2 separate regions of the Mus musculus genome follow, and region 2 is linked to region 1. A link is a loop called in an ENCODE intact Hi-C map of the cell type or tissue named here. Cell type or tissue: heart. All regions are shown on one strand. Each heading gives the region's core, and the rest is flanking DNA. Links, peaks and the distances in the headings are about the cores only. Region 1 holds the start of Gm40278 (a long non-coding RNA gene). Region 2 holds the start of LOC115486406 (a long non-coding RNA gene).

Evidence for each region. Peaks named below come from ENCODE experiments on the same cell type or tissue, not always from the same donor. Only the 100,000 strongest peaks of a DNase experiment are listed, where the experiment ranks them.
Region 2: it touches region 1 in a loop (2.6-fold over the local background); 3 of 42 quality-filtered maps call a loop at or near these places.

What each region holds. Positions count from the first base shown.
Region 1 is chr5:33,034,626-33,046,451 of GRCm38, reverse strand. Gm29892 (a long non-coding RNA gene) reads right to left here. Exons shown (of 4, transcript XR_868337.1): 3 at 6,988-7,113; 4 at 6,427-6,786. It overlaps Gm40278 (a long non-coding RNA gene), which reads right to left and starts at 6,009. Exons shown (of 3, transcript XR_868338.2): 1 at 5,821-6,009; 2 at 5,665-5,700; 3 at 3,122-4,166. In heart, for the core only: a CTCF peak has its summit at 6,863 (motif pointing left); no DNase peak of the experiment used is centred there; H3K4me3 peaks cover 632 bases.
Region 2 is chr5:33,291,623-33,303,448 of GRCm38, reverse strand. Gm20465 (a long non-coding RNA gene) reads left to right here. Exons shown (of 3, transcript XR_001785039.1): 2 at 5,190-5,307; 3 at 5,471-5,671. LOC115486406 (a long non-coding RNA gene) reads left to right here and starts at 5,976. Exons shown (of 4, transcript XR_001785037.1): 1 at 5,976-6,463; 2 at 7,648-7,791; 3 at 8,646-8,715; 4 at 9,596-9,837. In heart, for the core only: CTCF peaks have their summits at 1,462 (motif pointing left) and 6,057 (motif pointing right); no DNase peak of the experiment used is centred there.

The DNA of each region.
Region 1 (11,826 bases), core at 2,084-10,083:
GTGCCCCTTGGGAGCAGTGTGTCCAGTACAGTGTCCCACCACCCTCTCCATTTGGAATGAAGTCAAGTAAAGGGGGACACATGCGGCCTATCAGGCTCTCAGAATGCATATCTCACTCCAAATCTAGCTGTTCCCCAAAATCCTTGGAGAACTCCCTCAGAGCAAGGTTGTCATATAGAAGCTATGAGCTTAGGTCAAAAGGTGCAGCTTGGCCTATGTAGTGAGTCCCAGGCAAGCCAGGGCTACATAGTGAGGCCCCGTCTAATGAATAAGAAAGGCTCAGAGCTTCTCTTGCTCATAAGCCATCTTAGGGGCCACTCATGGTTGAAGACTATCCTTTATCTCAGGCAAGACTATGATGAGCAGAAAGGAAACGGCAGGTCACTAGAGCTAAGCAACTCTAGGCTTCAACTTGTAAAGCATATATACTGAAGCCCAAGACGGCTCCAAAGAGTCAGAGGCAGCAAGGTGACATCAGTCGTCCTCACAGCCTTGAGAAAAAATCTAAGATAGCTGGATGTAGTGACACACATCTCAGACTCCAGAACTTTGGGATCTGAAGACAGTTGTATTTGAGGAGAGCTGGAGCTACAAGCCAGACTCTGTCTCAACAAGGCGGGTGAGGGTGTTAGAGAGAAAGAGAATTTTTAAAAAGTGCTTCTCCAAGTTGACTGAAACTAATGACCACAGTGATTGTGTCGGCTGATTTTATGTCAACCTGACATGAGCTAAAGTCATTTTTTTGTAAGCAAGAACCTCAATTGGGAAGATGCCCCCACCAGATCGACGTCTGGGCAAAGCTATAGAGCATTCTCTTGGTCCATGAGGGATGTGGGAGGGCCCACATCACCGTGGGGGATGCCACCTTTGGACTGGTGGTCCAAGGAGCTATCATATAAGGAAGTAAGCTGAGCAAGCCAGTACACGTGTTGTTTCTCCGTGTCCTCTGCATCAGCTCTGGCCTCCAGGTTACTACCCTGTTTGAGTTCCTGCCCTGACTTCCCTGGGCAATGGAGTGTGACCTGAGAGTTATAAAGTAAAAATAAACTCTTTCCTCCCCAAGTGGCTTCTGGTCTTGGAGAGGAACCAACTAAGGCAGTGGTGCTAAGAGTCGATCAGACACAAAGTGAAGAAAGCCTGAGCTCACCAACGCAGATGATCGGGGTATCCTAAGAGCACGCCATAAAATCCCAGAAGCAAGCTGTGAGGATAAGTCACAAGAGGGCTGGAGCCACGCCTCAGCAGTTAAGAGCACTCGCTTCTCTAGCAGAGGAGCCACAGTTCAGTTCCTAGGGCCCACATGGCGCCCCACAACTACCTGTAACTCCAGGGGATCTGGTGCCCTCTTCTGGCCTCCTTGGGCACTGCAAACACATGGTACACACACATGCAGATATTCATACATACACATAAAGTAAATGTGAATAAATAAAAATGTTTCACCCTATACTCCTACAATAAAATAAAATGTATTTAATCCTATAAATTTTGCAGCACTGTGTTAGGAATTGGTTCTAATGCTTTGTCTTAATTTGATTCCCAAAAGCCGTGCTTCCAGACCAGAAGGTCCCCGCCCCCAGCTGGCTTCGATTGGTAATAAAGACTTGCCATAGAGCCAATGGCTGGGCAGGTAAGAGGCGGGACCGAGGAGAAGAGGAAGAGGAGAGAATTACCATGACTTGGAGGGCGAGGGATCAGATTTAAGAGCTGCAGGAGAAATTCATCCAGCAATGTAGGTGGAGGGGAAAGTGGCCCTATGGGAGGGGGGCTGCCCAGGTAGCAGGACAGCAAAGTTAAAATATAGATTTAGAAGGTATTAAGCCAGGAATACAGGGAAATATGCTAGCTGCAGGGAGGTTTAGAAGTGCCCAACCACTGAGCTAGTCAATGCATATCAAAATTAGCTGGCGTGTGTGTGTGTGTGTGTGTGTGTGTGTGTGTGTCTTTCTTTCGTGAATCCAGAGCTCTGCGGGAGCAACCCACCAGGAGCCAAAGCAGTTTAACCGATTCACCGCTACAACACTGTGCAAAGATGCCAGCAAACAACTTTATCCAGCAGCAGAGAAATAGACAAAGCAGCTGAGAGTTGAATGAGGAACTGAGTCATGAATGGACCTTGAAAGCTACTGTGTAAAGGGGGTCAAACATACACAGTCTGGGACAGTGCAATCTCCTTATATAAAACGCCCAGAAAAACCGGGAGTAGTGGCCCACGCCTTTAATCCCAGCACTCGGGAGGCAGAGGCAGGCGATTTCTGAGTTCGAGGCCAGCGTGGTCTACAAAGTGAGCTCCAGGACAGCCAGGGCTATACAGAGAAACCCTGTCTCGAAAAAACAAAAAATAAAAATAAAAATAAATAAATAAATAAATAAAAACGCCCAGAAAAGGCAAAGCCATTAGACAAAGCAGCCATCACCCCTCAGCTGCTTACAGTAAGCAGGGTGACGAAGCAGTGGGCGTGGCTGCTTATGGAGGTGGAGGTTCAGGGGACTGAACAAATAAATGTTTTGGAACAAGATAGATGTGATGGTCAGGCAACATCACAAATACTGGAAATTTGGAAATTCCACAGAATTCTGTGCTTTAAAATGGTTAACTTTATGTTCTGTGAATCTTATTCAACTTTTAAAAAGAAAGAAAGGATAAAGTAAGGCCATGAGTACTAGGGCCCTGTGAATTGTTCTGTACAGCCAGCCGTTGCCTGCGTCATGAACCTGAGCTCTTTTCCTAACGAAGAAAGTCGCAGCCACTGAAGAGAAGCAGGGCTCCCCCCCACACACACCCATCAGACTTCCGAGGTGTCAGAGCAGGAAATGGGGCTGAGCAGTAGCTCCTCATCGCTGCCCTCCCCGTGACCTCACTGAATGATTCCTCTGAGTTTGTGAAGTCAATTATTCACCTGCTGGCCAAGGCGCTGGTGTGGCAGAAACCGCCTCTGACTGCTGTCCCCTGACACTGCTGGCCTTCTATGGGCCAGCACAGTGCTTGGCGCCTCTCATGATAACTACACTGAATCCCACAAGCCCCTCCCCCTACAGTTTCCCCCCAAAAACTAAAGATTCCATACCACTGGGGTGAGCTGGAAGAGGAGGGAGGACCGGCAAACATTGTACAAAATTCTCAAGGGATTACTTTTTTTTAATTCTCTTATAATAAACATTGGCACAAACAGTACTATAATTGTAAGAAAAATTGTAAGACATTTTCTTTGACCTAAAAGTTATTTTTTCCATATATAAAAAAACAAATGAGCTATCACAGCCCCTAAAATACTCTTGACTCAGACATTGCACACCCTCCAGTTGATGGACATCTGTCTGGATAATAATCATCACTTCACAGAGAAAAAAACTGGAACTTAAAATACAGAGAGCTAAAATAATAAGAATATATCCATAGCTAATAGATTTTTTATTAAGAGTATATGTTTCCATAGAATATATCCTTAGGATGTGATGGCTTCCCTTCCCTCCTCTCCTCCCAGATCCTCTCCACCTTTCCATCCATCTAACGCCACATCTTCTTTCTCTCTAGCTTTAGAAAATGAATAGGCAAATAACAATTAAGAAGTAAAAACAGCATAGAACAACAAAAAAAAGATTGAAAAGCACATACATGGTATGCATGCACAAACACAAGTGCACACACACGCACACGCACACATGCAGAGAGAGAGAGAGAGTCAACCACTGGGTCCATTGTGACTTGGCCATCTAATGCTGGGCATAGACCTTACACTTAAGTGTGGTCTGTAGACCCAGTGACACTTGGTTGGAAAAATGAGCTTTTTCCTTTGTGAGCAGTTGCAGTTGGAGATAGCTTCTGGGTTAGGGATGAGGGCTGGTGACCTCCTCTCAGCAATGGGACTCCACATGGCTTAGGCCTGTGCAGGCCCTGTGCGTGCTGCCATGGTTGCTGGGAGCCCACGTGTGCATCAGCCCTGTTGTGTAGAGACACTGTGTTCTTTGTCCTCCATTCCCACTGTTCTTGCAATCTTTCTTCCTCCTCTTCTAAAAGGTTCCTGGGGTCCTAAAGATAGGGGGTTGATGGAGACATGCCATCTAGGTTGAGCCGTTCATCTCTCAGTCTCTGCCATTGTCCAGCTGTGGGTCTCTGAGTTCACTCCCACCTACTGCAGGAGGAAGCTTCTCTGATGTTGGCTGACCTGGAAGTATAGGAGAATATCACTAGGAGTTATATTGCTACATTTCTTTATGGATAATGGATTTTAAACAAGGATTCCAAGACAACTCAACAAACAATATTGGGACACACAAAAGCAGAAACTATACCCACCCCTACCTCATATCCTCTGCAAAAATTAACTAAAAGTAGACTGGTACACTACTTTAATGGTAGTGCACACCTTTAATCCCAGCTCTTGGGAGGCAGAGTGGATCTTTATGAGTTCAAGGCCATCCTGGTCTATAGAGTGAGTTCCAGAACAGCCAGAATTACATAGAGAAACTCTGTCTCAAAAAGTTTTTTAAGCCGGGCGTGGTGGCGCACGCCTTTAGTCCCAGCACTGGGGAGGCAGAGGCAGGCGGATTTCTGAGTTCGAGGCCAGCCTGGTCTACAGAGTGAGTTCCAGGACAGCCAGGGCTATACAGAGAAACCTTGTCTCGAAAAACCAAAAAAAAAAAAAGTTTTTTAATTAAAATAAAAATAAAAATAACTAAAAGTAGATCAAAGATTTAAATGTAAGAATTTAAAATAGCCCAAGTGTGGTAGTGCACATTTTTAATCCCAGGACTAGGGAAAAAAAAAAAAAGGAAGATATACATTTGAGACCAGTCTGTTCTACACAGAGAGTTCCAAGCCAGCCACAGTACACAATGAGACCCTGTCTCAGAAAGAACTAAAAGTATAGCTTTTATAAGCAAGCATAGATGTAAGCCTCCATAAGCAAATGGTTTCTTAGATAGAGCATCCAATACCCAAGCAAATATGATGGCTGGAATGTGAAATGTTCTCCATAGCATTTGAATACTTGGCTCCCAATTCATGCTGCTGTTTGGGAGTCTGGGGATCGTGGCCTTATACTGGAGGAAGTATGTCACTGAAGGTGGACTTGGAGAGTTTAAAACTTGTACCATTTCAAATTTACGCTCTTTCCAACTTGTAGTCAGGAGCCCTGCTCCTGTGGCCACGCCTGCCACTTGCTGCCTGTCTCCCTGCTTCTTACCTCTCTGGAACCACAGACCAAGCAAACCACAGGCCAAGCAAACCACAGGCCAAGCAAACCACAGGCCAAGCAAACCACAGACCAAGCAAACCACAGACCAAGCAAACCACAGACCAAGCAAACCACAGGCCAAGCAAACCACAGGCCAAGCAAACCACAGGCCAAGCAAACCACAGACCAAGCAAACCACAGACCAAGCAAACCACAGACCAAGCAAACCACAGACCAAGCAAACCACAGGCCAAGCAAACCACAGGCCAAGCAAACCACAGGCCAAGCAAACCACAGACCAAGCAAACAGATCAAGCAAACCACAGGCCAAGCAAGCCCTTTCCTCTCTAAGTCACCTTGGCCAAGCCACTTTTATCACAGCAATAGAAACGTAACTAAGACACAACCAAAGAAAAATATAGGTCAATTAGACTCTAAAAAGAGAAATAATTTTAGAAACTTTCATGGGATGGGGTACAGTGCTTACCTGGAATGTACAAAACCCTGGGCTTAATCTCCAGTACTATAAAAATAAAATAATAATAATAAATAATAATAATAATTTAGTTAATTAAACAAATAAATAATAAAGTTTCCCACTTTGAAGGATGCGATCATCGACAGTGAAGAGTTGAGTGTTTACCATATATAGCCTCTCTGCTTTGATGCTCCTGGAGCCTCTCTAAGACCTCAGTCTTAGAGACCATGCAGACTTAGCTGAGTTCTCCTGGGTCTCCTCGTAGCTCTTTGAGAAGATATATCTTTTTTATTGTTGTTGTTTTGTTTTGTTTTTTGAGACAGGGTTTCCCTGTGTAGCCCTGGCTGTCCTGGAACCCACTCTGTAGGCCAGGCTGGCCTCGAACTCAGAAATCCACCTGCCTCTGCCTCCCAAGTGCTGGGATTAAAGGTGTGCACCACCACTGCCCGGCTGAGAAGATGTATTTTGAGGATAGCACCATAAGTCACCAAAAGGAGCAAGCAGGGTTCTCAGTGGAGGCCTAATAATAAAGTGACTTCAACCCTGACCCTGTATGGTGGCACATGATTTTAAACCCAGCACTCTGGGGACTGAAGCAGGGGTATCTCTGACTTAGAGGCCAACCTGGTCTACATAGTGAACTCCAGGACAGCCAGGGATATGTAGAGAGACCTGTTTTTAAAAAATAAAAAAATAAATTAAATAAAATAAAAAGCGAATTCAGCCATCCCCCCCCCCTCCCCCAGTCACCACCCGGCTCTTTTTCCCTAATGATAACTTTCCTGGCAGCCAGAAATACTCCTGGGCATTTTGAACAAGGTGTTTAGAATGTTAATGGATGAAAATGGGGTACAGTCACATTTATTTCCCATAAATTAACCTTGATGAACTTTATTGCCCTGTTTACCTTGACTACCACCTGTTGTTTGGCACCGGCTCAGCCCAGGGGGTGGAACTGTTCCCCTGGCAGGAGGATGTTAGCCAGAGGTGGTTAGAGGATGAGAAAGCCCAGCAGGTCGACGCTGTCACCCCTCCTTGGAACCCTTCCTACCTCTTTCTCAATTTCACCTGTGTCAGCCGAGGGCTGCGGAATCCAGGGAGTGTATCACAGCAGCGCTCTGACAAGGTCGCCTAAAGTAAAGCCCAGAAGAGATCGTTTTTTTTTCTTTAACGGGCCTTCTTTTTCCTGACCGCTACTGCCCCCTGGTGCTCAGACCTTTACACTCCACCAGCCCTGACGCGAACATGACAGAATTTTAAAACAAGCCACAGACGTCATTTTTAATTCTCTAAATCATATTTTCTTTGTGGTGCTGCAAGTCGAATCAGTACCTGCGTGTGCTAGGGTCTTCAGTATCTCGTCCGGAAGAAGCTCTCATCCGTAGGCATACGTTCTGGTCACACAACCTTGTTTTTACTTTTTTGAGATTCACCACTCTCTGTAATTGTCTGGGTTTACTAGAACGGAAACCACATGATAGATAGGGTTTCCCTCGTACAGTTGCTCTCTGGTTTTTCTTTTTCCTTTTTTTTTTTTTTTTTAATATTTATTTTATGTGAGTACCTATTCGCTATCTTTAGACACACCAGAAGAGGGCGTAGGATCCCATTACAAATGGTTGTGAGCCACCATGTGGTTTTGAGCCACCATGTGGTTACTGGGAATTGAACTCAGGACCTCTGGAAGAGCAGGCAGTGCTCTTAACCGCTGAGTCATCTCTCCAGCCCACTGGTTTTTCTTTTTCTTTTGTTGTTTGGTTTGGAGGTTTTGGATTTTTGATTTTTCAAGACAGGGTTTCTCTGTGTGGCCCCTGAACTGCCCTGAAACTGGCTCTGTAGACCAGGCTGACCTCATCTTCTGCTTCTGCCTCCAGAGTGCTGGGATTAAATGTATGTACCGGCAGTCTTCTAGCAACTAGAACTTTCTCTCCAAGGCTCATAGTAATATGCAAATGAGTTGTCACCTTCTGGGTCAGCCTACCCCAGCTGCTCTACAGTTGTTCTCTATTGTCTCAGCAACAGCTCACTTTGCTGCCCTCACAGCACAGACCACAGACTTGGCTCTGGCTGGTCCCACTCTTCTCCTGCAACCTTATTACTTCTTTTAGATTCTACACTCCATACAGGGGCATCGACTATGCACCACAGAGCCTGGCGTGCTGAGTATATACTTGTTGAATGAATATCCAACTGTTCCCAGTATTTCCTAGCCCTGCCCAAGGAAGTGATGTGCCCCTGTCCTCTCTCCTGTGATTTCCAAGAGCTGTATCCTGTACCTCACTAGACCACAGAGATAGCCTGTGCATCACATAAGCTGGGGGCCTGGCTTTAAGAAGAAGCAAGGCTAGTGTACAAAAAGGAAATGTCCGGGGCCTAGCAAACACAGAAGTGGATGATCACAGTCAGCTATTGGATGGATCGCACGGCCCCCAATGCAGGAGCTAGAGATATTACCCAAGGAGCTAAAGGGAACTGCAACCCTATAGGTGGAACAACAATATGAACTAACCAGTACCCCGGAGCTCTTGTCTCTAGCTGCATATGCATCAAAAGATGGCCTAGTCGGCCATCACTGCAAAGAGAGGCCCATTGGACTTGCCAACTTTAGATGCCCCAGTACAGGGGAACGCCAGGGCCAAAAAGGGGGAGTGGGTGGGTAGGGGATTGGGGGGGTGGATATGGGGGACCTTTGGGATAGCATTGAAAATGTAAACGAGGAAAATACCTAATAAAAAAAATTAAAAAAAAAAAGGAAATGTCCCAGCATAAACCTGAAACTTGCCCATTCCCTCCATCTTTCCAAGAGCTCATCAGAACCCTCTTCCCAACACGGGTACCAAAAGCCAACCAGCAGAAGGTCCTGGTCCCTAGGATACATCTCATCTACCCACTCCTGGTACCCACACCAGCTCCTCTGGACTGCTCACACACAGCTAAGCACAGCAGCCCCCCGGATCACTGGCTCAAAAAGCAGGATTCTCAACTAAGCAAGGAGCATATGGGCTCAGAGAGATTGACGTGGCAAGCATGGGCCCTGTGGGGCCACTGCACCAGGTCCTCTGGGTATACCTTGTGGCTGTTAGCTTGGTGGTTTTGTGGGACTCCTAACTGTGGTAGCAGGAGTGTCTCTGACTCTTTTGCCTGCTCTTAGTACTCTTTTCCTCCTACTGGGCTGCCTTGTCCAGACTCATTGTGAGGGCTTCTGCCTTGTCTTACTATAGTCTGCCTTGTCTTACTGTAGTCTGTCTTGTCTAACTGTAGTCTGCCTTGTCTTACTATAGTTTGTAGTTTGCCTTGTCTTACTGTAGTCTGCCTTCTTACTGTAGTCTGCCTTGTCTAACTGTAGTTTGTAGTTTGCCTTGTCTTACTGTAGTCTGCCTTGTCTTGCTGTAGTCTGTCCTGTCTTACTGTAGTCTGCCCTGTCGTACTGTAGTCTGCCCTGTCTTACTGTAGTCTGCCTTGTCTTACTGTAGTCTGCCTTGTCTTGTCTTACTGTAGTCTGCCTTGTCTTGTCTTACTGTAGTCTGCCTTGTCTTACTGTAGTCTGTCCTGTCTTACTGTAGTCTGCCCTGTCTTACTGTAGTCTGCCTTGTCTTGTCTTACTGTAGTCTGCCTTGTCTTGTCTTACTGCAGTCTGCCTTGTCTTACTGTCTTTGCCTTGTCCTGTTTGCCTGTTGTCTCTTGGAGGCCTTTGTTGATGGGAGACAGAGGGGGAGTGGATCCCAGGGAGAGGGAAGCTGTGTGTGTGGGGGGGGGGGGGGGTGGAGCTGGGAGGAATGGAAGGAGGGGGAACTCTGGTTGGAATGTATTGTATGAGAGAAGAATCAGTGTTCAACTAAAAAAAAAAAAGCAAGATTCTGTTCCCTGTTTCTAAACTGTAGCTGGACAAAATTCCACAATATCCTTAGGTGCTTCCCTTAGGAATTTTCCTTCCACATTAAGAGTCAGTCCTTGGGGAATATGGAACAGAGCACATGCCCACCCACCCCCCCACTACCACAAAAGCCAGAAAGAAGCTATGATGTGCACAAGGGCACATACCCTAGGCTCCTAGGAGGGAACTGTGTATGGTTTCAATGCAGGCCATCTCTCCACTTCAGTGGGCTTATGGCCTCCTCAATTCTAAGTTTGTGAAAGTAAATACCACACAGTAAATACCACAACAGAGCATTCGTGGTAATGTTGGGGTCCAAATCAGTTAAGGGGTTGCACAGAGAAATGCAGTGAGGCAGAACCAGTGCAAGGAACAAAGCTAAGAGGTCTGTCATCAGTGCCTGGAGGAATGGCTCCTCCATTCAGAGCACTGGCTGCACCCTCAGAGGGCTGAGATTCAGTCACTAGTACACCCACGGCAGCAACTGTCTCTAACTCCAGTTCCAGAGGACCCTCTTCCGGCTTCCATGGGTATTGCATTGCATGGACATGGTGCACACACATACATGAGGACAAAACAGCCACACACATAAAATAAAAATAAAATCAGGCTGGTGAGAAAGCTCAGTGGGTAAGAGCACTGACTGCTCTTCCGAAGGTTCTGAGTTCAAATCCCAGCAACCACATGGTGGCTCACAACCATGCCCTCTTTTGGTGTGTCTGAAGACAGCTACAGATAAGTGTACGTATGTATAATAATAAGTAAACCTTTGGGCCGGAGCAAATGGAGTTGACTGGAGCAAGCAGAGGTCCTAAATTCAATTCCCAACAACCACATGAAGGCTCAAAACCATCTGTACAGCTACAGTGTACTCATATACGACATAAAATAAATAAATACATCTTTAAAAAATAAAAATAAAAAATAAAAATCTCAAAAATAATTTGTTTTAATGTTGTCTTCACCATAGACTCAGGCTCTCCTGCGTCCCTGGAAGGGCCAGGATCCGAACCCATGCTGTACTCAACACAGGATGAAAAGGGAGGAGGCATCACTAGTCCAAATCAGATCAGATCAGATTCCCTCCTGCAGAGTCAAAGGCTGAGCTTGGAAACACCACCCAGCCCAGACAGGGACATGGCATCTCAGCTGCCCCCAAGTGCCACCTTGAGATCGTATTGGCCTCACCATCCACCATTCCCTAAGGGCCTAGAAGATTCTGATCCGGAAAAGCCAAGGTCTCCATTTCATATTTTCTTCCTGTGAACACCTTTGGACCCTCCTCTCCCTCAGTTGCAAGGTCAGCACATGCAAGAAGCTACATTTAAGAAATGCCTTTTTAAGCTGGGCGTGGTGGCACACGCCTTCAATCCCAGCACTCGGGAGGCAGAGGCAGGCGGATTTCTGAGTTTGAGGCCAGCCTGGTCTACAAAGTGAGTGCCAGGACAGCCAGGGCTACACAGAGAAACCCTGTCTCGAAAAAGCAAAAAAAGAAGAAGAAAAAAAAAAAAGAAATGCCTTTTTAATTTACATTTTTATTTATTTTGTATGTATGTCTTATGTGCAGGTGTGTGTGTGTGTGTGTGTGTGTGTGTGTGGCCAAGGCACACTTGTGGGAGTCAGTGGGAGTCAGGGGACAGCTTATGAGAGTCAGTCCTCTCCTTTTGCCAGGTGGCTCTGGGGAGTCAAACTTAGCTCACCAGGCTAGGTAACAGGCGTCTTTCTTCACCTGCTGGGCCATCTCACTAGCCTACTAGCCTATCACGAGGGGGGGGGGGCTTGATGGACAGCTGTGGTGGTTTGAATAAGAATGGCCCTCAAAAGGTCACATATTTAAATGCTTTGTTGTCACCCGGGAGTAGAGGATTAGGAGGTGTGATCTGAAGTTCATGACCAGGGGTGGACTTGGGGATTCAAAAACCCAAGCCAGGTCCAGTGTCTCTCTGTCTCTGTCTCTCTTTCTGTCTCTCTGTCTGTCTGTCTGTCTCTCTCTTTCTCTCTCTCTCTGGTTACTGATCAGGTCAGGATGTAGCTCTCAGCTACTGCTCCAGAGATGGCCTGCAGCAGGCCACCATGATCCCTGCCATGATGATAATGAATGATAATGAACAATGAACTAAACCTCTGAAACTGTAAGCAAGCTCCCAACTGAATGCTTTCTTTTTTTAAGAATTGCCTTGGTCATGATGTCTCTATGCAGCAATAGAGCATAGGACACCAGCTGACCACCTAACAAAAACAATAACACCTGTGGGTCTGATGGAGAAAATATGGGGCCATTGGTGTCCTGACTGACT
Region 2 (11,826 bases), core at 1,302-9,301, 260 kb before region 1:
CTCAGCTACTGTGCCAGCACCATGAGTGCTGCCATGCTCCCTGCCATATGATGGGACTAAGCCTCTGAAACTGTAAGCAAGCCTCCAACTGAATGCTATCTTTCATGAGAATTGTCTTGCTCATGGTGACTCTTCACAGCAATAGAACAATGACTGAGATAGGCAGGGCTAGCAGTGAGTGAGGCATGGGGAAGTTCTTTGCCCAGTGGTCAGCATTACCACATTTGAAAGCAAGGCTAAATGGAATTGTCTTTGTAGACAGCCACAGGTCTGTCAGAAGCTGGTATTTTGCCATTAGGGAAAGCCCTTTTCGTTAAACTCCTTAAATGTCAAATTCAGCAGATATCTGAGAGGTTTGAAGGCCATTATCTAACCTATTAAGTAAACCTGATTTTAAACAGGTTTTTAGTTACTTGCTTCATGCTTGTACTGGCTGGTTTTATGTGTCAACTTGACACAGGCTGGGGTTATCACAGAGAAAGGAGCTTCAGTTGGGGAAGTGCCTCCATGAGATCCAGCTGTGGGGTATTTTCTCAATTAGTGATCAAGGGGGAAAGGCCCCTTGTGGGTGGGACCATCCCTGGGCTGGCAGTCTTGGGTTCTATAAGAGAGCAGGCTGAGCAAGCCAGGGGAAGCAAGCCAGTAAAGAACATCCCTCCATGGCCTCTGCATCAGCTCCTGCTTCCTGCCCTGCTTGAGTTCTAGTCCTGACTTCTTTCAGTGATGAATAGCAATGTGGAAATGTAAGCTGAATAAACCCTTTCCTCCCCAACTTGCTTCTTGGTCATGATGTTTGTGCAGGAATAGAAACCCTGACTAAGAAAATGCTTAACCTTGACAAGAAATACAGAAAGCTAAAACTTGTTCCTGTAAATGAATTACATTTGTACCTAGCATGACTACAAACATAGTTCTAGCTCATTAAAGAATTTGATCATATATAAGTGACTAACCATTAATTTCATGTCTTAGTTGTCTTTAACAGTTTTTGATTTTTTATAAGATTATAATTTTATACTTTTTTCTCTGTTTGAGCCTTAAAATTTGAATTGAAGATTTAATTAAAGATTCTTTAGCATAAAAATAAAACTTTAAATCATTAATACAATCCATAGAGAGACTGGGAGCCTCATTTTTCTGATCCTTTCATGGTGTGCCTTTGCAGACTATTACATTTCTTGTATGACTCAGTTTAGCTAAATAGCAAAAGTTTAACAAAGTTGGCAAAGATAAAGAGTCTAGATATACATCTTCAACTCAGTTTTTCTAGCCTGAATGGACCTTAGGAATTCATAAACCTTACTCATTAAACATATATTTTTGGGTTGGAGAGATGGCGCAGCAGTTAAGAGCACTGACTGCTCTTCCAGAGGTTCTGAGTTCAATTCTCAGCAACCACATGGTGGTGGCTCACAACCATCTGTAATGCCTGATGTAATGTAATGCTCTGTAATGCTCTGATGCCCTCTTCTGGTGTGTCTGAAGACAGCAACAGTGTATTCACATACATAAAATTAATACATAAATCTTTAAGAAAAAGAAAAGAAAGAGGAAACATATATTGTACTGATCTAGAAAAAAATTTTTTTTTAGAAACCTGGTGTTGAACACAGTTAAGCAAGTTAAGCAAAGACATAAGTCGTTAGGCATAAATCTCTAAGTCAGCTTTTGTTAGCCTGAGTAGACCATTATAACTAGGAATTTATAAACTGTAATCATCAAACGTATGCCCTTTTCAGTCCTATTTTCCATAAATATTGTTAATGGCTTTGTCTTCATCTTTTATTTCACACTCTCAGGAGAAAAATCATACAACGCCCCTCCTAATCAATATCTAGGATGTCTGCGGCAGCCTCCTTAACCTAAAAAAGGGAGATACGGTGATCAACAGAGGGCTCAGTAGTCCCAGTTTTATGGATGCCACAATAGTCAGTTTATATAACCATGATGGTGGTGAAGTCACATGGTATACCCTCTCTTTAAACTTTGTAAAAATGTCTGTTAGCCACAGGGCTGCTGCTATTTACCCCAAGGTGAGACCACTGGGCACACACCCTTTAAAGGAAATCCACTTTCCTATACAAGAGTTGAAGTCAAAATCCAGCATCTTCAGACCCATGCTAAGGCATCCCTCCCCGCTGAGGTATCAGCCATAGTATAGTATGGTGTATATATAGTACAGAATAGAGTTTATTTAGGGCATGAGAAGGGGAGTTGAGGGAGTAGAGTCAGAGAAAGGTAGAGCAGGGCATGGTGTGTGTGTGTGGGGGGGGGGAGAACGAGAGAACAGAGGCCAGTTAGGAACACATGGAGAGAGAGGGAGGAATGGGGAAAGAAGGGACAGAGAAGGTAAGAGGATAAGAAAGTAAGAGTGTAAGGAGGGAGCAAGCATTTATAGTGAGTCAGGCAGACCTGACTGTTGCCAGAACTGTGGAGCAGAGCCTAGAACGAATGCTAAGAAAATTAGTGTGCCACATTACTGACCCACTTTGCAGAGAGCTTTTAAACAAGCATGCTTACAGCTAGAAAGGGAAGGCCAAATCCCAGCTCAGCATCAGACTTTGTTTTGTTTTGTTTGAGACAGGATTTTTTTGTATAGTCTTGACTGTTCTGGAACTTGGTCTGTAGACCAGGCTGGCCTTGAACTCACAGAGATCTGCCTGCCTCTGCCTCCAAAGTGTGCTGGGATTAAAGGAGTGTGCTACTACTACCTGGCCAGAGCCAGCCTTTCTATTATAAAAGAGTAGAGCAGCATATGACAATAGTTAATATTACCCATACCCAACAGTCATTTGAGTCTATAAAACTGGATGCAGTCATCGGAGGGACTCAGAAATGAGATTTTCAAGAGGAGAACAGAGAAAGCTTGGAGACAAGGGGATTTTTGGATCATTTTCTTGTGCAGTGGCTGAAGTTGTCATAATCTGAGAGTTTGGAAATTGGGTGTGCCATTTTCTGGCCATGGAGACATCTAGTTTGTGCTGAGGCCAAGCTGTTAGCAGTAAGATAGTGTGCCTTAATGGAATCTCTGAGTCTGAGGAGGGAAAGAGATTGGAGAGGGCAAGTGAGGAGTCCCAAGTCTAATTCTGAATGGGACGCGCCCATGGTTAGAGACAAATCAAACCCCAGGAACAAGTGATAGAGGAGGCAGGAAGGGAGATGCGGGGAATTTCCAGGAGAACAAGGAGGAGATGGGAGAGACTTAGAAGAGGGGCCTTGTGTACTGTGAGCGAAGTAGGATTCCAATAGTGTAGGGATGGAGACGCAGGAAAGGTAAGTGTCATAGTGATGGGGTCTCAACCTGAGGGTGTCCCCAAAGGGAAAGAGACTTGTCAGAGTGATGCCTGGATCAGTGGAGGGGCACACAAGAGGGCATAGGGAAGCTGCTTTGGAGGCTTTTAAGCAGTGAGAGGGTCAGGACACAGAGACAGGTTCCAGTGGCCAATGAGAGAGAGACTGAACAGATAGCTGTGAGATAGCACTTACCAGAGTAAGTGAAGAGAGACCTGAAGAAGAGAGAAGTAAGCCGAGGAGAGACAGATGGTTAAAGATGAAACTGCTCAAGAAGCAGACTCTAAAACTTAGAATCAAATATGCTGGGTGGCAGATGCCAGAAGGAGCAGGTTACTGGTGCCCAGAAGGGTCAAAAAGCTACAGTTCCATTTCATTAGAAGGGGCCAGGCCTTTGGGGAATCCAGTGTTCCTCTCGGATTTCAGGCACCAAATATAAAGGATGGCATAGAGAAACTTTAAGGGTCTGAAAATCGCTGAAATAAGACCCCAGACTCAGATACTATGCAAAACCAAAGAGGGTTTATTTTGCAGAAACCAGCATGTGGGGGTCAACCATTTTTTGAAATGGCGACCCCAGATATAGGCACGAAGGTCTTCTTATAGGGAACTGGGGGAATTCTGTAGAAGGATTATGTAATCTAAAATTTCATTGGTGGATGCTGGGGGGGGGGGTGTCACAGGTGATCAGTGGTCTACATTCCTATGTTATGAGCATTCAACCATGTGATGAAATACAGCTGTCCGGCGCAGACGGCCCATCCTGAGATAAGATATTTCCCCATTTTGTGGTTATCCTCAGGCTGTTCTTTGGGAGAGGGTTTTATGATCTTGTTCTGGATTTTATGGCCTATTCCTGAAGCTAGTGCCTTACGGTCTTTTTTGAAAGCAGGTCTGGTTCTCAAAATGGAGACAAATGGGGTCCTTAAATGGGGACAAATGGGGTTTGCATTGTCCTTTCAAAGCTACCTAACAGACTGCTCTGTGGGTAGAAAGGTTTACTGGGGATGAAACTACCCAGACTAACTCTGGGGCAGAGACAGCAAAACGGTGGAAAAGCAAGCATAACTCATAGGTCAGTCATCAGGACCAGGGGTGGGGGTGGGGGTGGGGGTGGGAGCGGGTCTGAGCTGATGCAGGCTGCCAGGGTTGACTGGGAGTTAGGTGCTCTTGCCTGAAGGTAGTTGATTTTTGGGGAAGGCTAAGTGATGCTTCTTTGAGGGTTAAGGGTGGTTTTGGTAGACAGGAGCCTGCTTTAGGAGACGTGTTTTTCTGGTAATAATTCCATGTGGTAATAAGCTTTTAGGCTTATTTACCCAACAACAATTCTGTTTACCCAGTCAAAGTCATTTTGCTTAGGGCAATGTCACCAGCGTGGTTTCTGTTGCTGGTTTTTTTTTTTTTTTTTTTTTTGGAAGGGGGGAGGAAGGTTCTTTGGATCCAATTAGACCTCTTTTCTGCTCCAGACTATTTTTTTTTTTGTCTTGATGATGACAGTGTTAGAGGGCATTTATTAAAAAAATAAAAAAAATTCAAGCCGGGCGTGGTGGTGCATGCTTTTAATCCCAGTATTTGGGAGGCAGAGGCAGGCAGATTTCTGAGTTCAAGGCCAGCCTGGTCTACAGAGTGAGTTCCAGGACAGCTTGGGCTATACAGAGAAACCCTGTCTCCAAAAAAAAAAAAAAAAAAAATTATGTTTCTTTTCTCTGCCTGCCCCTACTCCCAAAATAACTCTTTTTGAGTCTAATATTTGTCAATAAATGCCTAGGCTACAAGCTTTGCCTTGTCCCTGGCTAGCCCGTAACTTATTTAACTCATACAAATTATTCTATGTCTTCCACATGGTTAGTTACCTCTCCTCCAGTCCCAGCCTGCTTCTCCCTTTTTGTCTCCCTTAGTGTCTCCTGGAGCATCTCTCTGGAATCTCCCTTTATTCTTTCTCCCACTATTTCCTGTCAGCGTCCCACCTCCTATTTCCTGCCTCAGCTCATTGGCCACTGGCTTTTTTATCGACAGGTAATGCTTAGAAGAGATTCTTCTCTATACATTTTAAAATATAACTTTGAAAAATGAGCCATAAATTCAGCCCATGCTTGGGAGAGGGGAATTGGGATCTTCCTCTTTTTTAAAAAACAATTAAATTGTTTTCAATTATGTGTATGTGTGTTTCTGCATAAAGGTTTGTGTGCATGAATGCACGTGCCTGGGGAGACCAGATGCGTCGGATCTCTCAGAGCTGTGAGCCACCTTGGCTCTGGAAGAGCAGCAAGTATTCTTAACCACTGAGCCATCTCTCCAGCCACAGTATCCTCTTCTGGAAATGAGGAGTATAAACAAGTTTTAAGCTTTTTTAAAAAGAACCTTCTTTTGTTTAGATAGTTCCTGTAAGCAGTCTACCCTCTTGGACTCAAAGGCATTAGAATTTATTATTTAAAATTTTTTTCAATTATTTTGTTTTTTTGTTTTATGTGTATGGGTATTTTGCCTGCATGTATGTATGTATGTCTGTGCACCACATGTATCCCTCATGCCCAAGGAAGGCAGAAAATGATTTTGGGTCCTCTGGAACTGGAGTTACAGAGAGTTGTAAACTGCCGTGTGGGTGCTGAGAATTGACCCTGGGTCCTCTGGAAGAACAGCCAGTGCTTTTAACCACTGAGGCAGCTCCTTAGCCCATTATTTATTTATTCATATCCACCTATTTTTACTTTATATGTTTTGTTTGCATGCATGTATCAAGTGTATTGCAGTGCTCCTGGAGACCAGAAGAGGGCATTGGATCACCTGGGACTGAACTCGATATGTGTGCTGGCAATGGAACCCAGGTCTTCTGCAAGAACAGCAAGCATTTTCCAGCTCTCCAGCCCCAGGCATTAGAGTTCATATTCCTCGGTGCTTTTTCTAACCCCAGAAATGACCCTCTGACACCACCATCTCGGAAGGACCTTCCGCCTCAGAAAGGGCATCCGGTTGCTAAACTACTCTGTTCTCCATGAATGATCTGGGCAGGACCTGATACCCCCAGCTGTTGTTTTGATCAGCCCTGGCCTTGAGTGTCATGGAATACAGTCACCATTGGCCCAGCTCTCCTTCTCGATGCTGGGACAGCTGGCCAGCGTTTTTCAAAGGGGAGCCAGGCTGCGATGGAGGTAGCAGGAGAGAAGGCAGGGAGGTGAGGGCTTAGTCCTCAGTGTGCTCTGACTCCCCCAGACTCTCAGCTACTCTTCCTCCAAGCTCTCCAGCTTTGTCATCGTCCAAAGATCAGCTCAGAGGTGCCAACAGCCCCTCCTCTACATGGCCTTCCTGGTGGCTTTTTGGTTCCTAGTGGGAGGATGGAGAGTAATACATGTCTTGTGGGATGCTGCCCCAGGCTTCCTTTCCTACTGGTCTTTAGCATAACCTGTGGTGAATAGAGAAATTCAGTCATTTCTAAAGCCCTGTATATAGGCTTAGATTTTTTTCAAAACTTACTTTAATTGGGGTTCTTAAACTCTTCAATCTCCCTTCTAGCCCACTGACCCTCAGAGGTAGGGGGGAAAGAAGGTTAATAAGGGAAGGGTGTGGTGGATCTGTTTAGAAGTAGTTCCTTGGGGTGATTCCAGGCTTCAGTGTTAGGATACCAAGTGGTTCAGTTCAATAGCAGACATCAAACACCGTGATCCAGCAGAAATAGCAAAGACCAGAGAAGCCTTGCACAGCGTTGCAGTGCAAGATTGTCCTCTCACTGGTTAAGGGGTCCCATTTATATTCTTTCTAAACATCACCTGCTCTCTTAAGTGTCTGTTTTCACATGCCCCCTCTCTTAAGTGTCTGTTTTCACATGCCCCCTCACAAGACAGCTTCTGGAAAAATATCACGTGACACAGCTGAGTTGTTAAAGAAGCCAGGCATTTCCACGTCATCTGTCACCCAACCCAGCCCAATGGAAATCCCAATGGCACCCTTCACTCTGCAGGGCTCCTGGTCCCTTCTCTCTGTGTTCTGATATCAGAGCCTTGACCATATTATGACCTGCAGCTATAGATTTTCTTATGGATGGGGCTCTAGAGGTCTTGAGGATTCCATCTTGTGGGACACCCATTATAGACCACTGGCAAAGTGGCTTGAAGGGGCTTTTGGGTGACCTAAGAGCCAAGCTGAAGCAACCTAAGGCACATTCTGAGTACTAGTCTGAGTACTTCTGAGGCACGTTCTGAGTACTAATCTAAGTACTTATTCTTTCCCTCTGTTTTTGGTTGTTTTTAAAATTAATCTATTTTAATTTTATGTACATTGGTGATTTGACTGCATGTATGTCTGTGTGAGGGTGTCGGATCCCTGGAACAGAAGTTAAGACAGTCCTGTACTGCCATGCAGGTGCTGAAAATTGATCTGGGTCCCCTGAAAGAGCAGCCAGTACTCCTAACCACTGAGCCATCTCCCCAGCTTCCTGTTTGGTTTGTTTGAGACAAGGTTGTACTGTGCCGTCCTGGCTGATGAGCTGTAGAGAAATGCCGACAGGTGGGTTGGTTACATCACTGTCTATCAGGCCTGAACAGAAGGCGGGCCAGTGAGGAACAATGTACAGTGAATGATATGGTACCACCTGCCTTCAGGGTAGGTCTTCCCACCTCAGCTTACCCAATTTGCCGCTTCACAGACATGCCCAAAAGTTTGGTGACCCTACATCCTGTCAAGTTAACAGTATTAACCATAACACTAGGAAAACACAATCCCCTCCTTTAAAACAAGAACTACAAACTCAATGAGGCCTGTTGAGATGAAGCTTTCTGTAGGGAGAGACAGCCTAAGCAAGTATGTAAAGGTCCCGAGAGGAATGATGCCCCTATTTTAGGTCATCTTTCTGCATGGAGGTATGGGGCTTTGGTGAAGGGAAAGGAGATTTATGCTCCCTGATCAATCCAGGCTTTACTGAGGGTTGGGGACACAGCTAGCCAGTTTCCCTAGTGGGAGAATGGGGCTGACTGTGGTCCAGACCGTGCCCAGGCTGTATCCTCTCAGTGCTGTGACCACAGGCAACAGAAGGCCAAGGCCTTGAGGAAGATCCTGTGCTTCACAGGAGAGGCTTCCTGTGAGAAGCAGGCAGACTGCCCCAGGATGTCTTCAGTTTGTGCTGTCCTGGATCCCTGCACAACCTCCTTCCCTGGCCCAAATGCTTAAAGAGGTACACACAGCAGGAAACAACAACTGTGTGTGAAGGATTGAGAAGGAGTCTCTCAAACAATGAGAGCTGTGAGCACCCCATTGGGAAGGGGCATGCCCCTGGGAGGTGGGGGTGCAGATGGGGCAGAGCAGGGAAGAGGCAGGTCTACTGTACCACAGAGAATAGCTAACACGCAAATTCTTTTACACAGGCTGGAAGTACTGCACATCCGAACCAGCTCTCTTTAGAAGTCAGATATCTACTGTGTTCGAGCAGCAGAGGTAGGCTAGGGGAAAACGGCTTTTTGGTTTTTTTGTTTGTTTGTTTGGTTTGGTTTTTTTAAGACAGTGTAGCCCTGGCTGTCCTGGAACTCACTCTGTAGACCAGGCTGGCCTCGAACTCAGAAATCCACCTGCCTTTGCCTCACAAGTGCTAGGATCAAAGGCGTGCGCCACCACTGCCCAGCAGAAAATGGTTTCATACCACAGAGAATGAATGGTTAACCCTGTAATCTTGACTTCAGAAAGTCAAAATAGGAATGTTATCTCTAGTGTAGTAATTCTGCCTGATAGGGGTAATAATAAAATGATGTAGCTTTAACGTTAAGAACGAGAGTGTTAGTGAAAATGATTTCGTGCAGAAGACTGTGTAAAGACAAGCCATTACTCTGGGCAGAACCGTGGATCCCAGCAGACGCTCCATTGCTTTGTTTCATCGGCTGCTTTGTAAAGCACGTTTATAGACACCGTCCACTTCCGTCTCCAGCTGCTGGAGAAAGTCTGACTTTGCAGTTTATCACGAAATGCCAGATTTTCCCAGCATGTAATTTAATCTCTTGCTTGGAGGCCTCTGCATTACGTGGTTATTGCAAAATTATTCTTTAATAAAAATGCATGCTTTGCAGTCCCTATTTTTATTAATTTGGCATGTCATTTCATCCATCACCATAGACACCAGGAATTCCATTTGTCACAGTTATTGGCCCGCTAGCAGTAGGTGCTCATGTTGCGTCATCGTTCCCCGTTCCCCAACCCCAGGCTTTGTGGAGATAAGTGCCCTGATCTGTAGAGGACAGTGCTGGCATGGCAGCTGTTACTGGTCCTAGCTCGGCTGCAGTTTCAGGGTCAAAATCATCATAATGGTATTTTTTTTTTCTTACAGAAACATTTTCTGTCCTCCTGGAAAGAGGCAGCCTAGAATAGTCTATATCATCTGTACCTGTGGAAGTCAGAACGGTGAGAAAAAAGTCCTATGAGAAAAAAGCTGTCTCCCAGTGGGAGTCCTGTCCCCACTGTGACAACAGAACCCCCAGGAGAGCAAGCTGGAGGCTGGAGGAGCCACTGGCAATTTGAAGAGTTGCTCCTAATTGTTATCAATCAAAATAAACGGTGGGTTTGACAGTGCAACTTGGTGTTAGCATTCCTCCCTTTATGTACTTACACACCACACTATTGCACCAGCGAGGTGATTCTTTCATTATTCATTTTGGTGGAACTGGAGACCTAATATCTGGACTTCACAGGTGTTGGTGCCTGACCCAGAGGTATGATTCCCAGCTAGCCACATGAATTGGAGTGACTGCCTCTCCCATCTTTCCTGAAACAAGGTTCTACTCCTCTAGAGTATAGAGGACCTAAACTCTAGTCCCCAGCATCCTGGAAGGTCTGTGATGAGTGGGCACATGGTGGGAGGCAAAGCTAGGACCTTGGGGACGGGAAACCTAATGTGTTTATAAAAAGATAAAGAAGTATAAGAATATGTTCTATCTGGGTGTGGTGAGGTGTGGGGGTAGGGGGTGTCTCAGCAGGCCCATGCCGAGGCATCCCTTCCCCCTGAAAGACCAGCCACATGATCGTATAGTATAGAATAGAGTTTATTCCGGGTATGGGGAGGGGAGTTAAGAGGGTAGTAGAGGCAGAGAAAGACAGAGACAGACAGACAGACAGACAGACAGACAGACAGACAGAGATAGAGAGACAGAATGAGAGAGACTGAATAGAGAAGTAGAGGCCGGCCATGGCCACGAACTCGTGGAGAGAGGGGGAAGGGAAGAGCCCAAGAAGGCAAGAGGGAAGCAAGAGTAAGCAAGAGGCGAGAGAGAGAGAGAGAGAGAGAGAGAGAGAGAAAGAAGGAGGAGGAGGAGGAGGTAAGCAGCCCTTTTATAGTGGGTCAGGCCTACCTGGCTGTTGCCAGGTAACTGTGGGGTGGAGTTTAGACAGAATGCTAACAGAACCTAGGTCCTTATGCCTACCTCTCTACCCAGGAGCAGGCTCAAGCCACTTCTCCCTTCTCTCCACCCCTTCCGTTGGAATAGGGGCTCTGGACACAGAACGCTACTCCAAAGGTGATAGGCAGTAAGAAGGGGCTGAATTGTTGCCTTCATTGCCCCTCAAATGGCCCTGCTGCCCCCACATGGGAGCCTCAAAGCTGTCTTCCAAGCCCAAAATGAACCTCAGCAAACCCAGGCAAGACAACAAAACAGGAGACAAACCTTTATTAGAGAGATTAAATAAGATCTAAATAAGGGGAGACTGAGGCTGGTTGGATGCTTGTGCTTGGATATTAGTGTTCCCTGTTTCTCCTTTGACAGCTGTCCAGCGGGACCCTCCATGATGATTTTGAAGTGTGGCTCTAGAAGTTGTTGTGTGCACATTTAACACGTCTCGATTTGCTCCTGGTGGTTTGCTCATGCTCCCCATCTGTAAGATTAGAACCTGATCAGCGCAGTTTTACTTGGCATCCTCCATCCTTCCTTGGAGCTCCTGTGTCTAGTGTTTCTGTCCTTCTGTCACCCCAATAGAAGGTTGATGATTTTGCAGTCAAAAGTTTAGAGCAGTGGTTCTCAACTCGTGGGTCACGACCCCTTTGACAAACTTCTATCTCTAAAAACATTTACATTATGGTTCATAATGGAAGCAGATTTAAAGATCTGAAATAGCAATGAAAATAATTTTATGTTTGGGGGTTACCATAGCATGAGGAACTGTATTAAAGGGTATCAGCATTAGGAAGGCTGAGAATCACTGGTTTAGAGGAATAATCTTTTCCCAAATAGACAGTAACTAGACCCTCTTCATTTCCTTCCTCTCTCCCCTATATGTATGTGCATCATAAGTAGATAAAGTGTTGCATGTTCATTTGTTTTTTTTTGTTTGTTTTTTGTTTTTGTTTGTTTGTTTGTTTTTGTTTTCGAGACAGGGTTTCTCTGTATAGCCCTGGCTGTCCTGGAACTCACTTTGTAGACCAGGCTGGCCTCGAACTCAGAAATCCACCTGCCTCTGCCTCCCAAGTGCTGGGATTAAAGGCGTGCGCCACCACTGCCTGGCACGTTCATTTGTATATTTAGTCTTTTGTTTCTCTCATCTCTTCATGCCAATTCAGCTTCCAGCTAC